Regions from separate parts of the Homo sapiens genome. Here region 2 is linked to region 1. A link is a loop called in an ENCODE intact Hi-C map of the cell type or tissue named here. Cell type or tissue: HepG2. All regions are shown on one strand. Links, peaks and the distances in the headings refer to the core of each region. The heading gives the core; the rest is flanking DNA. Region 1 holds the start of PLCB1-IT1 (PLCB1 intronic transcript 1). Region 2 overlaps PLCB1 (phospholipase C beta 1).

Region 1 (5,389 bases), core at 220-5,219:
TGTGCAGACGTCCTTGTGTTTCTTCATCTTAGCTTTAGGGTTTTCTTTCAAGTGTCCAGATTGCACCTATATTACCCTTGGGTAAGAGCCAATGAGATAATCCATACAGAATGCCTAGGGCAGGGTCTGGAAGGAGTAAGTGCTGTATAAAATTATCCTTCTTCTTCTTTCACTTCCTCTCTTTCTTGGGGCTGACCAGCTGATAAACTAGTCCTCTGTCCTAGATTGTGTTCCCCAGAAACAGACCTTGAAATGAGGATTATGTGCAGGGGATTTATTAGGGAAGCATCTCAGGAGAGACTGGCAGAGGAGCAGGCCAAGGAAGGGAAAGAAGACACATCTGGGTTCCATTTCAGGTGAAGTTCCAGCCTCTTCATGACCTCATAGAGTACTCTGGAACATAAATAGCACCTCAGAGTATGTCCTGCCTGGAGGCAAGGTAGCTTGGCTTTTACATTCCTTCATCCATCTGTCACTGGCTATGGGCCCTCCTGGGTGGGCTATCACCTCCCAAGCACTTCCAGCTCTCCATAGTGTTAGGGCAGTTGCAGTAGCAAAAGAGAAATTTCTGAAGAAGGCTGCTACAGATACTGCTGCAGCAGTATCTTCTGTTGCCATCCAGATTACCATTTCCATTCTCAGCCTTCTGAAGAAGGCTGCAGTTGGAAATAAAGCATGTAAAAGCTGGGAATGGGAGCACAGACCCTGCAAAAGGGACAGAGGTGGCAACTCTGGTGGCAGCAGCAGTATCTGCTACGTCCTCTTGGGTTTTATAGGCACCAGCAAAACACATCTTTTGTTAAAATGGTGGCCTTCTGACGGGAAGGGCAGGTCTACTACTGAGGTCAAAATTCATGTGTTATTTTTGTAAGCAGCTACTAAAGCAGTATCAGTCCAGAGAAACGAGTCTATCTTTGAAGACCAAATACCCAAAAGATCTGCTTCAACCTTCCCCAGTTAATCTTTTGCCAGAAGATTCACAATCTGAATGTGGCTGTGAGTATTTGATTAGAGTATTAGTAGGTGAAGGAAGGTGGTATGCAAGAATCAGCTTTAATATTATCCCCGTAGAAGGGAATAATTGGTGATTAGTTTTCAGGCTATATAGGACTATTCCTCCTAAATGAATGGATAAGCTGAGAGATTTACTTCTAAAGAGGTATGGTCTTTTCATTTTAACTCGAGATTTTAGGAAAGACCAACTTAAAAAGAAAGCAAAGGAAGTTTCAGGAGATTTCAGAATTTAGAAGGAATTCTGAAATTCTCTTCTGGGGAAATGAAATCCTAAGACTTGCATGGATATTTCTGAAAATCAAAATGAAATATTTTGGTTGCATAAATCGTCAACTGTAGTTTTTAACTAAGGAAATGTAATTTAAAAAATCCAAGTGTTCGATTTACATAAGAAATAGAGTTATTTAAATAGAAGATTTCCAAAACGCTGTTAGTGGTCTTTGACGTCTTTAAAAAGGCATTTATATTTGTGAAAAGATGATCTATTTTAAGGTGTAATTATTTCTAATGTGCCTCATTTTGGGGTCTCTTGAGAGATTAGAAATTGCTAATAAGCAATTTTAAATATTTTCGAGGTAAGTTAATAAAACACTTCATCGGTAATTCATGACTTGTTATCATTCTCACATTATCCTTGTGTGGGTAAAGGCCTGTCCATCATTGGAAGTAATTGGAAAGAAAACTTTGCCTGAAGCTACATGAGAACTGGAACCCTTAAATCATGAATGGTGGCAAGATTCCAAAATTAATTATGAAGACTATTGGAATGATGTAGCATCCTTTAACTCTTATTGTGATCGACAGAAAGTATCATAGATGGACAACTCACTTTCCCTTTGCTCTGTGCTTCCTGGTGATTTTAGGTCACGTCCACTCTGAAATCTGAGCTGTCATTAAAGCCATGTCTTCGTGTCTGTCTGTCTGAAGCAGCAAAGATGAGACAGTCTGTCGCTGTGTGTGACCCCAGTGAGCCCCATAAGCAGAAGGCCCTGAGTCTCAATTTGTTTCTTTTGATTACTGGCAGATCACTCACTGTGCCATTTCTCTGATGTGACTGAGCATATTAGCTGTGCCCTCCCCTAATTATTCATGCTTCCAATGTTACCCATTCAAAATTTATGACCATGAGGATGGTGGGTTAGAAGCCTGAGGAACTGAGGCTCAAGCCTGTTGCCAGAGATTTACTGTCATTGTTTTAGGTGCAAAGTATTAACAGGCAGGCCAACTCACTTCAATTCCTGACTTAGTACATTTAGTGGAGAATTAGTTGAGAATGAGTACATTTTCCCTGACACAGCTGCAAAATCAAACACACGAGGAGTTATTGAAAAACTGGGATTTAAGCTTAAACCTATCATTTCTATATCTGATGGGCGCCATCCCATATCTGTGAAAATCTGACATTGGGGAAGTGAAATGCAGGCTTAAAAGAATGCTTTCAAGGTGCATAGCAAAAGCAATCTTACTCCTTTAGTGTTTCCCATTTAATACTTTTCAATTTTTAGTTAGTTAATTAAGGAGAAAATCACTTAATAATCACATAACATAGATTGCTACTATAAATACCTGTATTGTCTATGTTACAATTTTCGCATCTATTTTACTTTATTATTTGTAATCTGTTGGGTTTTGTGACCTTGTGCTCCAAATGATTTTGCATCTGTAAGGTGGTTGGGAGTTAGATACCCTTCATCATATCTTTTGCCATCTTTGAGTGGCTTTTTTAACCTTTCCTTTTAAAAAAAAATCCCTTAATCCACAGTCTAATAAAGTAGGAAAAACAATCAATAAAGCATACCTACAAAAGTTCCATTTTAAACTTTTAGTGAACTTAAGTTTACTCATAGTGCATTTAATCTTCCTTTCTGTCTGTCAGTTAGCAAATATTTATTAAGCCCCAACAATATAACAGAGACATTGCTGGCTGCCAGGTCAGGGGGCAAGAGCCATGATGCATTTCATCTTACTTTGAGGCTGTCGGTCTACAAATATTTATTGAGCTCCCAACAATATGCCAGGGACTTTGCTAGCTGCTGTGGATTCAGAGATGAAAAGACATAGTTCCTTTTATTCACAGAATTTACAGGAGTGATACAAACAAAACAACATAGGAGACATAAGATATGTACTCTGATTGTCTTGGTCTGTTCAGACTGCTATTACAACAATACCTTAGACTGGTTAATTTATAAACATTAGGAATTTATTGCTTACAGTTCTAGAAGCTGGGAAGTCCAAGATCAAGGGCACCAGCAGAGTCAGTGTCTGGTAGTGGTCTGTTCTCATAGATGAGTGCTTTTAAACTGTGTCTGCACTTGTCAGAAGTGCAAAGGGACAAACAGGCTCCCTCAAGTCTGTTTTGTAAGGACACTAACCTCATTTGTGAGGGGATGTCCTCATGACTTAATCGCCTCCCAAAGGCCCTACCTCTTAATACGATCACAGTGGGAGTTAAGTTTCAACATAGGAATTTGGGGGGAACACAAACATTCAAGCAACAACAGTGATGATGGTTAGGCCAAGAACGGTGCAGTCCTCAAGGAGAAAAGCTTTATATCTGCTAGGGAGAGTAAGGAAAGTAGCCTTGGAGCTGAGGCTTGGTGCACAGAGAGGAGTTTGCCAGGCGGATAAGAGCAGGAGAGGTCTTTCAAAGCAGGGGAAACAACATGGTCAAAAGCATGAAGACCTGCCAGAGCTTCCAGAATCTATCAGAGACTTTGAGTTGTTGGAGAATGAAGTATAAGGCAAGGAGTGACTGCAGCTGAGGCATGGTTGGATGAGGGTCAGATTACAAAGAAACTGTATATGCTGTTCAAAGTGGTTCCTATATTTTCTTCCTGCTGGTTATTAGAAGGGCATGTGCCCCTTTTAGGAGGCATCTGCTATGGTTAAGATAATAGAAAAGGGAATTTTCCTACAACTCAGATTACATAGTTGCGAGTGAGACACATTCCTAGGTCCCTCTCCCCAAAAAGCCTTCAGAATTGGAACAGATTTTTTGATGGTGAAGTTTGTGGTGACATCACTGGTTTGCTGCTCTAAAGGCCACTGGAATTAGGAATGCCCGTGGATGAAAGATATTTTTTGCCATGGACTTAGGAATCTGGGTGTGAGTATTTTCTCATTGGTGGGTCAAGACTGACAGCTGCCCTCTGCAAGCTCTTTGAAAAGGTAGGAAGCCCTGAAGGACCTAGGTGATGCTATTACTTGATGGCTCAAGCAGATCTTCACAAATTCAATACATGAAAGATAGGAAGTAAGACGTATGAGTGATGGGGGAGTGAGGTTAGAGTGGTACATCTATCATAGACTGGATAGAAAGGAAAGAAAAGCAGAGGAGGGGAGGATACACAACTTGGCAATGTCGAGATCCAGCCATCCAAACAAGCATGGAAGTCCTTGGTGAAGCTTGACTCCCAAGGGGCATTGCTTTGCATCAGGCACCTGCTAGTCTCTGTATGCAAAGACAGCATGGCTCTTCTAGACTGTAATGAATAGCCACCAAAATCTCTTGGATGTGAACCTGCTGACTTCCCTTGTGAAAACTATGCCTAAAGGTCAGTGAATCCTGTTTTGGAGCTGCTTAGGGTCACTAACACCAAGAAAACTTCATACTTCACTTTTCTCTTATCCCTGCAGAATGCTGGAATGGAAGAAAAAAAAAAGATGAAAAGTAGGTCATATAAATTGGTAATGCCTAATTCTAATCCAGTGATCTCATATAGCATTAGAATAAATTAGAATACATTTTGATGAAAATTTCCATTTTATTAAATAGTTGCTTCGTGCATAAGCAGTGCAGCTGGACCACACTGTTTCTAAGATTGTTTTCAATAAAATCTCATTAGCTCACAAGGCAAATTGAATTCTCACTTGCTTTCCCCATCCACTGTCCCTTACTCACCCCTGCTGTATATAGAGCACTGAGTGTAGAATTTCGCTAGCCAGACCACTTACTATTTGACAGAGATGTGTATGTAGGGAACAGCATTAAGCTATGCCATGACTTCCTGTCATGGCTATAATTAGCATCAGTTCAATAGGCTTGAGTTAAAATGGTTTCTGTGGTGCCATTATAGCTTTGTTTTGCCTTACTTATATCTAGGTGACCACATGTTCAGGTTTTTCTGGGACAGTCCCTTTTTATGCCTGTTTTCTCAGTAGAAATTCTTAATAATGCCCATTCTCACTCTCTGAAGTATTCCAGTTTGGATTAACAATAATATGGTCTCCTGTAGCAAATACTATGAGTGTTCTCATAGCCCTCAGACCTGAGCATTCCAGAATATTCTTACTGGCATCAGCCTGTTGATATCATGTGCAGAGTGCTCTATTGAAACGACAGAAACTCTTGGCCCACTCACCAAGCTGGAAT
Region 2 (5,389 bases), core at 55-5,054, 60 kb before region 1:
AGAGTTTTCCTTGCTGATCTCATCCTCAGCCATTCTTCTGCACTTAGACTTGTAGAAAAGGTCCAGATCTGCAATGTGGATGCTGTTGGAGTGCTGGCATTTTTTCCTTCTGCTTCTCACACGGATATTATGAATGATAAATTTTTATGATGGATGAGTTCCTGACACCAGAGCCAGCAATTCCTACTCCCCATATAGTAATACAGAAAGCATGAAAAGTAGATAACTGAATCTATGAGTGCATAGGACCACTACATATTTGGTGGTGGTGGTGGTGGTGGTGTTATGTGTGACTGTGTACATATATGTATGTTAAAACTAGATATGATAAAACCTTACCACTTTATTGCTGTATGAATCAGTTATTTGTGTAACCAACAACCACAGAATCTCTGTGGCATGTAACAGTGGTTGTTATCTCTAGCTCTCTCATGCGTGGCTTGGCTGAGGTTTGGCTGATTTAGGCTGGGCTCACATAAGCTTCACGTCAAGCTTTGTCTTAGGCATTTTCTGTTCCAGGCTCAGGATGTGTATGAGGCTCTGGTCTTCCCAACATGTGTTTGTTGTGGGGCCCAGGTTTAAGAGCCAGCAGCCATGTGAAGAAGCTTCTTTTCATAGATGGCAAAATACAAGAAAGCAAGACCAATGGCACAAGTACATTTGAAATCTTTCCTTGTGTACTGTCCACTAACATTCCTTTGGCCAAAGCAAGTTACATGGCCAAGCCCAACATCAAATGGTCTAGTGGGAGGGGCTACAAAGGAAGTAGACACAGGGAAGGATGAAGTACTGGGAACAATAATGCAGTTGAACACAATTATGATGATTGCTTTCCATAAGAAGAAAATAAATAGAAAAAAAATTGGGGTTGGTTACGTGCAAATGCCTTTCCTGCTTTATGTTTAAGTCTAATTAGCAGAGGAGATGCATTTTCCTATAAAAATTAGAAACTAAAAGAGGAGCAATGTGGATTGCTAGACAGAAGTATGTTTATGACATTATTATGTGCTAATTCTTTCTTAAGAGTGGCCATCAATTTATAAACTTCCACAGTTCTTTTGGAAACTTCCTGGGAATTGTCTATTTTCGTCCATGTTTGTAATCTCTGAGCCATATAAAGAGTGAAGTGTATTGCGACGTTTTCACTTTCAAAACTATTCTTAGCCAATTTTGTTAGGGTCTTATAAAATGTGCTAAAGAGTCAAACGTTAACATATCAGCTTTGAATATATCAGGATATAGAATGTCAGAAGTTAAACTTAGAATTCTTACAGTATTGTGTAGCAGACTGCTAAAATTAGTATATGATTGATGACATTGTGATTTGATAGGTAATTCAAATATTTTGTAAGTGTTTCAGAGGAAAATATTGCTATAAAGCAACTGATTTAGAAATTGAAATGAGAAATGTCCCAAGAGGTGAATAGTTGTAATATTTATTCAAAAGTAATGTTGCCTATCCTGCTCCTGATAACCACTATTTCATTCTCTATCTCTGTACATTTGACTGTTTCCTTCTAGGATTCCGCATATAAGTGAATCATGCAATCTTTTTTTTCTGTGTCTGTGCCAGACACAGAAAATTATGCTTATTTCACTTAGCATAATGGCTTCCAAGTATTGTGTTCGAGATTTTTGCTAAGTGAATAGCTATAGCTGCTTTTGCCATTGGAGAGTTGGGGGATGGGTAACTATGTGAGATAGTGGATATGATAATTTGTTTGACTATAGTAACTATTTTAATATATATATATATATAAAACATAATATCATGTTATATACCTTAAATGTGCACAATAAAATGTATTTTAAAATATGGCCTAAATGAACATGATGTAGGGTTTCCTTTATTAGTATTAGGAAGGATTTTAATTGTGCATGTAGATATAAGACATTTCCATATGAAATTTATATAATAACAAAGATATTACACAAGGAAAATGGGTCTCTTTCACTTCTACACCTGAAATGTAGGCGGCGACACTTTTATCTAGTCATAGAAAACACAATGAACTTGTGGTTGAATGTACTCAAATTTTCTATCAAATTACAAAATTTGTCAAAACTGTAACACATTTATCATCCAAATTGTCTTAAGAAACGTGCATATGACAATGTCTTTAATTTTCAGTCACCCAAATTTTCAACAGTTGTATTATTCACAGTGAGATTCATCCAACAAATGTATATCCATTTCAACTTGGACAATTTTAAGAACTGACAACTTTCCATGTATGATATTTGTCATTCTCAGAATCCCTTAGAAACCTCAACACTTAACCATTTACCATGTTTCAAGGGAATGTTTTTCCAGGAAAAAAAATGCACAAGTGTGAAAAAGCAGGAGAAAGAGAAGTGCAGTTTTAATAGAATGTCCAAGATTTAAGGTTATGATATGAAAACTAGGTAGCATGTTCTTAGCAAGTCTTGAATTAATGGCAAACTTATGACTTCATTGATTTTCTTTACCCCATCCCCTGACATATAAATATATGAGAAATATAGCTTCCATACCAACACCTAAAGACAGATTTCTTATTCAATTTCTTTGAGAAACTAAATTCAATGGCAGATGACAGCAATACCAGTGTACTGCAGAAGTATGCTCTGCATTCCTGTGTTTTGTTCATGGTATACATTCCTAATGCCCTTTTTGTGAAACCTGGTTAATAATTAAGCAAGTCAGGATGTACGAACCACCTGAAATTCTCGGATAAGTAGTTTCTTAATATCTCTTTTTGTACTTGCTATTGAAAGTATTTAGAGTTATTTTTGCTTGATTATTTACAATTTTACACTTTCTTTATAAACTAATTTTTCCTAAATACCCTAGTGTGATTTTAAAGTTTGAAATGCCTTAACATTCTCCATCAGGGACAAGTTATGTTTTGTAGTTAGCGGCTTGATACCCACATGTAGCTCTGTGTTTATGATGGCAGAGCAAAGTGAAGATTGCAGACAATTATCTTGATGGTCAGGCCTCCAGGTCAGCTGGCTGCTGTGTTTACAGATAAAGTGAGCTGGACATTGGGAAGTCCACTGGCAACTTCTGAAATACATAATGGTCTAAATTGCCTTCTATTCTCAGGGCCCAAGCCACTTGCTAGTGTAAGTTGGCTATTTAAGGGCGAGCATTAACTCTCGTGGGTCACCAGGGAACCATTTAATAAGTAACTAGAGGCCTGGAGATGTTCACGTATTCCTCTAAATGCCCTGGTTTTGTTACTGGTGCAGTTCACTCAAGGTCATTCTGCAGCTTCAAATATTTAATGTCCTTTCTCAAGTGAATGACCGGGTCCGGTGGAGAAGCTGGCTGATTTGTTATTTGTAGTCAGCCAGTACATAGTAAGCTAATCAAGTTCATAATAATTATATTCTGGCAAGAAAAAGCTGATTAACAGATGTAGTAGGAGTTTAGAGAGGCTGAAATAAATCCGAGTTATGATAAAACAACCTCATTAGAGAAGAGTATATACATGCATAAGGATTTTGAGCTGAATACCTTTATGGTTTTTTTGTAACTTTTACTTTTGACATAATTTCTTATTTTTTATTTTTTATTTTTTAATTTTTATGGGTACATAGTAGGTTTATATATTTATGGGGTACATGACATGTTTTGATACGGGCATACAATGCGTAATGATCACATCATGGAGAACTGGGTATTCATCCTCTGAAGCATTTATCCTTTGTAGTGATATAATTTCAAACTTACAAACAATTTGTAAGATCAAGACAATGAACAACTATACATCCTTCACACAAATTCACTGATTGTTTCTCATTTTTTTCCATCTGCTACCTCATTATATCTACCAAGATATCAATCCACTTAATTTTTTTTTCCTGAACCATTTCACGGTAAGTTGCAGACAGGATAGCCCTTCACCTTAAATAATTCAGTGCATATACTCCAAGAACAAGAACATTTTTTACGTGACCACAGTGCATAATTATCAAAATCATAATGGTGCATACTACTATCCAGTTGTGGTGTATGATTTTAATATGTTATATAGAGAGAAACAAAAATGAAAATGAATGACTACTATTCCAAAATGCGAACGTGTGAGTTGCATTGGGACAGATTAGTATGCTCTGTAAAGGGGAAATTAAGCTGACTTAATTATTTAAGTCATGTATTAAGCTAAATTTCAATTATGAAATTACTGGATGATCCAAATACATATTAGATGAGGGTCAGTCACTTATTCAATAACTCATTTGCCTATTTTAGTCAATGCTCAGGTGTCTTGTTTTTCCTAATGACTTCCAAAGGTGATGATTACTGGCACTTACTCAAGCCTAACTTTCACATACCACTTGTAAAGCAGGTTTGAATAAAAGATGCAAGGAAGGTTGACTTCAATATTCAGCCATAACTGGACCTCTTGGTGTGTTGGATTTCTGGTTTTCAGTATATAATTCAGTATAAATATAGTTAGGATACAATAAAAGGCTGATCAAATATGTCTAAAGGAGAGAGTCAGTATAGTAACATAAGTAATATAGACAAGGCATACTATTTGAATTTTGGATTTTAAAAAATGTCATCCTTTTATTCAGACTTTCTAATGGTGCACTATTGCAGTGATAATTAGCAAGGTTAAAAGCCTCTTCCTGAAGACTTTAGGGAGATGCTTGCCATTAGAATAATCTGTTTATACCTATCTCATGTTTGTTTTTACAGCCTGTGTTTCAAAGAATAGTATTAAGTCTGATGGATTTTCTTGCCCGAGAAGCTAATTTAAAAAAATCGTATTCACTAGGTGAACTGCAGACTGCTAAAAGGTGGGACTAAGATGAACACTAAAGAACAACATAAAGGACAGATATCACTCACCTGTGAGGATTTGGTTAGCGATGTGGGAGGAGAGCCTTCCTGAGTATCTTAACATCAGTGCTTCTCTGAAGGCATTGGTAGATTTTTTTTTTTTTTAAGAATGCAACATCATCTGCAACCTGAAGTCAGTTCTGGAGGCAGGATGTACCTCATCCCTAAGCCAGTTATGGAGGCAAGACTGTACTCATATCACTGTACTCACATCATTTACAAGGAGTAAATGCTACATAAGTGGCACCAGTGTAAGTATCTAAGGATTCAGGGGATGGGGAGATATCTTAGAGACAAATAGAGCAGACTTAAGGAATTGGATAGGTAGAAAGGAGGGAAGAGAATAAGAAATGATGTAAATAAAAATATATAACTGCAGAGAAGCAGATAACTGTTGAGGAGTGGCCAAATATGGAGGGGGGCTAATGTGTGTGTCAGGGATTTCCAGTTTCCAGTTCTCATGAAACAGGATGGGGGCTAAAGGAGTGGTCTCTACCATCCAGTTAGTAGAACAGGATGTACATAATGAGTGGATACCTTTCAAATATTCAA

What was found. Hi-C counts contacts between places; a loop is a spot of excess contacts. Peaks named below come from ENCODE experiments on the same cell type or tissue, not always from the same donor. Only the 100,000 strongest peaks of a DNase experiment are listed, where the experiment ranks them.
Region 2: a loop joins it to region 1, with 2.9 times the contacts of the local background. A loop is called at or near these places in 2 of 110 quality-filtered maps.

What each region holds. Positions count from the first base shown.
Region 1 is chr20:8,247,795-8,253,183 of GRCh38, forward strand. The region is part of intron 2 of PLCB1 (phospholipase C beta 1); the gene reads left to right. PLCB1-IT1 (PLCB1 intronic transcript 1) reads left to right here and starts at 910. Exons shown (of 2, transcript NR_046809.1): 1 at 910-996; 2 at 1,663-1,948. In HepG2, for the core only: no CTCF peak of the experiment used is centred there; a DNase peak (open chromatin) is centred at 3,037; H3K4me3 peaks cover 400 bases.
Region 2 is chr20:8,187,583-8,192,971 of GRCh38, forward strand. All of the region lies in intron 2 of PLCB1 (phospholipase C beta 1), which reads left to right. Among named protein-coding and RNA genes, the nearest start is that of PLCB1, 58 kb to the left of the region's middle. In HepG2, for the core only: no CTCF peak of the experiment used is centred there; DNase peaks (open chromatin) are centred at 2,659 and 3,139; H3K4me3 peaks cover 1,463 bases.